Linked DNA regions of Homo sapiens: region 2 is linked to region 1. The links are chromatin loops, found by intact Hi-C in ENCODE. Cell type or tissue: dorsolateral prefrontal cortex. All regions are shown on one strand.

Region 1 (2,500 bases):
TGGATATCCTCAGAAATATCTGGGAGGATCCTGGATTTCCCACATGCAAAGATAGGGGATCAGGTCCAGAAGGCACAGCTGTGCTCAGGGTGCCTGTGTTTTGTGAACTAACTCAACAACGGACAGCGCGAGATACACAGAGCCACACTGTGGCTGGGAGCCTGGCCGCCGTCTTCCTGATCCCTGGGGCCGATGGCCAGAAGGGCTTTCTTACCAGGTGCTTCCCAGGAGCCTGGGAGGAGGTGACGCTGAGCACAGACACCACATCCTGCAGCCGTCCTTGGTCCCGTCTCAGCAGGCATTCCCAACAGAGACCCCACCGAGAGCTGCTGGGAAGGCAAGGAGATGTGGGTCATCGTCATCAGCTAAATGGAGGGTGGCATTCTGCTTCTACCATCCAGCCAGTGCCACAGATCAAAGAGAAATAAGCTCGGCAATTTTCCTGCCATCATTTTGTTTTGAGATAAGGAAATTATCCACAATCCAATTATGAGGTGTAATGTCACATTCTTTTTTTTTTTTTTTTTGAGTCGGGGGGGACACGGTCTCACTCTCTTGCCCAGGCTGGAATGCAGTGGCACAATCTCAGTTCGCTGTCACCTTGACCTCCTGGGCTCAAGCAGTTCTCCCACCTTGGCCTCCAAAGTAGCTAGAACTAAGCAATCCATCCACCTTGGCCTCCCAAAGTGCTGGAATTACAGGCATGAGCCACTGCACCCAGCCCATAATGTTGCATTCTAATGTGATAACAAATTGAGTCAAAGTGTGTCCATTTCCTCCAAATTTGTTTGGAACAAAGAAAGTCTTTCATAACTTGGTCATATTAGATATTTGTAAAATACAGTTTTGATGAACACAACCCTTAGTGGCCCTTAACGGAAGTACTTGTGGCTGACAACAAACTCAACATCCCTGGGAATTTTGCTCAAAGAGTTGCCACAGTGCCAGGATGAGTTTAGGGGAATGCCATGCTGGCCACGCCTGCTCACCTCTGTCCATTCCACTGATAAAGGGCCAAGTCCAAAGGATTCCTGCCTTCTGTAGCTGAAATCTAAAAATGGAAACGCTCTGTGTGAGTCAGCATCAGATGTACAATTGGGATGTGTTCGCACAGCCGCTTCATTCCGGCCTGAGAACAAGAGCACTTTGTTTCCTGTTTGCTAAGGAGGTCAAGGTCCCCTGGCCGTCTGCGTGTGGGTTTCCCTGTCTCAGACAACTGTGCTGTGAAAGTTTCTTCAGTGCATGATACTGGCCCCCCTCCTGCCTCTGGACAGAAGCCTGTCATTATTGTCACCGGTGAGGAGACATTTGTCCCCCATCACGCATGAGGGACGGAGAAGAGAACTCCTGGCATTCCACAGGGGATGGAGGGATGGGGGTGCAGAGCCACCCGCTGGCCCTCAGCCCTGACTCCCAGCCTCTGAAAAACAACTCTACGACAAATCCTCCTTCTGAGCCTCCACTCAGTGTGCACATGAGTGGCTCCTGTCAGCGGGAGCTCCATGGGAAGCTTCTAAATACGGAAAAAGTGGAAATGGCATGTTGCCATGCAAATGTGGCCCCACTAGACGTTTGTCCCAAAATGGAGCATCCTAGAGTACCCATTCTTCATCTCTGCCTTGGGAAGATGTTCGCCCAAGCGCTTGCTTGATTTGCAGATAGAAACGTTGTCCCCACTCTTGTGTGCAGTTCAAAGACTTCACACTTGACAACTGAGAGTCCACCAAAGGGAGAAGTCGGACCAGCCCCCAGCCAAACACGGGAGAAAATAAGGACTTAGGAAAACCAGCACTGAGGCCTGGAGGCCTGGAGCTCCAAGGGGCAGGTCCCATGAGCATCCCGTTCCACGTGGTTTTCACCAGCTTAAGTCCCATCATTGGCACATTCCTTTCTGAAAAAAAAAAAAATCAATTTTCATGGCAGCTAAAGCACGATGCATAGTTCAGGATTCTGTGTCCATCCAATGCTAGCTGCAGATCCAAGCCCGAGTCCCCTCCCTTCGGTGTTGAACATCCACACTGCGCTGGAATGTGGTCAGCAGCGTTCACAGTTGTATCTTTAAATGAATCTTGTTTCTGGCACTCAGGAGTTCATGTCCAGGAGGGCTCTGATGGGAGTCAACTCCATCTAGGAAAAGTAGAAACACCTGAAACATAGTACTTTGCAAATTTTAAAAAGAAAAGACATACCTGTATTAATCCATTCTTGTGTTGCTATAAAGAAATACCTGAGACTGGGTAATTTATAGAGAAAAAAGGTTTGATTAGCTCATGGTTCTGCAGGCTGTACAGGATGCATGACTGGGGAGGTCTCAGGAAACTTATAATCATGGTGGAAGGCAAAGGGGAAGCAGGCACATCTTCGCATGGTGGAGCAGGAAGAAGAGAGGGAGTGAAGGGGGAGGTGCTACACACTTTCAAATAACCAAATCTCCTGACTCACTATCACGAGAACAGCAAGGGGGGGAATCTGCCCCCATGATCCAATCACCTCCCTGCAG
Region 2 (2,500 bases), 200 kb before region 1:
AAAGAAAGCGTGTGATTGACATGAGGCTGGGCATGTGGGACAGCTGGAGTTCCCATCACTCATGTCAATCTTCCCATAGGCTTGGGGCTAGGGATTTTCAAGGATAGTTTGTTGGGCAGGGGGCTACGGAATGGGTGCTGCTGGCTGGTTGGGGCTGCCGGCTGGTTGGGGCTGCCATCACAGGGGTGTGGAAAATGGTCCTCCTGAGCTGCATCTGTCTCTGGATGAGGCCCCAGGACCAGTTGAGTCATGAGTCATGAGTCCAAGTGGAGTTGGCTCGTAGGCAGAAATGCAAAAGTCTGAAAAGTAATCTCAAAAGGCCAACCTTAGGTTCTACAAAAATGGTATTATTTACAGAAGTCATTGGGGAAGTTACAAATCTCGTGACCTCTAGAACAATGGCTGGTGATCATCAAACTACGCCTGCATCTTAGCAGAGTTCAGGCCCCACTCATAATCCTGCAGACCCATATGAATTTGCCACTGCTAACAGGCTAGCCTGTGTAACTTCCCACCTCTCTCCCAGCCCTGCTCTGTGTTTTATGGACCAGGTCTCTTGGCACCAGGTGCTTATTGAAAATGCAGACTCCAGAACCCACTCCAGGACTCCCGAATCACAGAATTTTCACAAGCTCCCTAGGTGAGTACTGTGTACACGGAAGTCTGAGAAGCACCGTCCTAAGTTGGGTGGTCTTGCACTGGCATGAGAAACAGAGTCCTGTTTTCTTACAACCACCCCCTGCCAACCCCAGTACAGGAGTGTGCAGCCCCACGGAGGCCCCACGAGCTGTCCTCTCCTCATGCCTATAACCTCTTTTCACAGCTCCTTTTCATCCGCCCATTCCCATCCAGCATGGGAGTGGAGCCAGGCACAGAAGACCTCTGCTGCTTCCTCTCCTGTGCCCCGTAGACGAGCTCCTTGTGCCTGCTTAGGGCCCACACTGTCCTCTTCGCTGGGCTTCCTGCCTCGCTCAACCTGAACATTTTAGTCATCCTCAAGAGGTGACTTGACCCTCACTCTGCTCTAGTTCTCATCCGCCCATTAGACCTGAGGCAGGCACGTTTTCTTCTACTCTTTATACCCCGAGTTCTTTGCTAACTGAGCACACAGGACATGGATGCTGGTTGAGGAAGGAGTGGGATGTCATCACAGACCCCGGACAGGAGGGATATTTCCACCAGGGTGCAGTATTTCACACTGATTCATGGATATGAGTGGGTTGCTTTATAAATTCCTCCATTAGCTCAACTATTTCCAAAGGAAAAAGTGAAAACAGATCTGGAAGATGTTATAACATCGTCTAATAACGGGGGTGGGAAAATGGCATGGAAATTTAGATATTAACATGGATTTGTATTCTTTTCTCCTATAAACTCTAAGACTGCATTTGAGACAATAAGCCATTTCTGTGTTAAGGATTGTAAAACACTACATGGCATCTCATTGGCTTTCATCATGTCTGTACTTAAAACAAAACTATTGGCCGGGCACGGTGGCTCATGTCTGTAATCCCAGCACTTTGGGAAGCTGAGGCGGGTGGATCCCTTGAGGTCAGGAGTTCAAGACCAGCCTGGCCAACATGGTGAAACCTCATCTCTACCAAAACTATAAAAATTAGCTAGGCGTGGTGGTGGGCACCTGTAATTCCAGCTACTCAGGATGCCGAGGCAGGAGAATTGCTTGAACCCAGGAGGTGGAGTTTGCAGTGAGCCCAGATCACGCCACTGCACTCCAGCCTGGGTGACAAGAGTGAGACTCCATCCCCCCGACCAAAAAAAGAAAAAAAAAACTATTTATCAAAACTACCTCGATGGAACTTTTCATGTAATTCAAAACTTGAACATCAGATGTTCCCTGCCTCTTTAATAAGGAGTGGAATCATTGCCGAGAAGATGCAAACAGGATCAGAAACAAGCGGAATCTGTCAGGATGCTCAGCAGCAGGTGTGGGAGGCATGAGGGGCACTGCGCCTGTATCTTCACTCCTCACCCGGCTTCAGAGTTGACGTCAAGCTCTGAAAAAGGGAGCTCCATCTGTGATATCCACCAAGTCCAACCATCAGCAAAGCCTAAATGTGTGCCACTGCTCCTCCTCCTTGTTTTCAGACCTCCTCATTTCCTAACAGCTCCTCCTCTCCTGCCTCTCCTCCAGCCACAGTGGACTCCTCGCTGGCCATGGGCATGCCGGGGGCTCCAGCTCTCTGGGCTGCTTGTCCCTCAGTGATCTGGAAGTCTGATCTCCTCACTGTTGTGGATTGAATTGTGTCTCAGTAAAGATGGGTTAAAGTCCTGGCTCCCCTGCCTGTGAATGAGAGCTTATTTAGAAATAGAGTCTTTGCAGATGTCATCAAATTGAGATGAGGCCATTAGGGTAGGACCTAACCCAAGAGGATCGGTGTCCCTCAGAAGAGGAGAAGACAGAGACACACAGGGAAGATGCTGCATGGAGACAGGTCGGAGGCTGGAGAAGCAGCTGTGAGCCAGGGAGCACTGGGGCGTC

Evidence for each region. Hi-C counts contacts between places; a loop is a spot of excess contacts. Peaks named below come from ENCODE experiments on the same cell type or tissue, not always from the same donor. Only the 100,000 strongest peaks of a DNase experiment are listed, where the experiment ranks them.
Region 2: it touches region 1 in a loop (3-fold over the local background); 9 of 110 quality-filtered maps call a loop at or near these places.

Annotation. Positions count from the first base shown.
Region 1 is chr6:167,682,119-167,684,618 of GRCh38, forward strand. LINC02487 (long intergenic non-protein coding RNA 2487) reads right to left here. Exons shown (of 7, transcript NR_117092.2): 4 at 1,602-2,127; 5 at 990-1,051; 6 at 215-329. The region is part of intron 1 of LOC124901465 (a long non-coding RNA gene); the gene reads left to right. Among named protein-coding and RNA genes, the nearest start is that of LINC02538, 4.1 kb to the left of the region's middle. In dorsolateral prefrontal cortex, a CTCF peak has its summit at 965; DNase peaks (open chromatin) are centred at 169 and 1,153; H3K4me3 peaks cover 381 bases; H3K27ac peaks cover 2,389 bases.
Region 2 is chr6:167,484,593-167,487,092 of GRCh38, forward strand. It overlaps LOC105378128 (a long non-coding RNA gene), which reads left to right. Exons shown (of 3, transcript XR_943267.2): 2 at 527-640. Among named protein-coding and RNA genes, the nearest start is that of TTLL2, 160 kb to the left of the region's middle. In dorsolateral prefrontal cortex, CTCF peaks have their summits at 1,196 (motif pointing right) and 1,396; no DNase peak of the experiment used is centred here.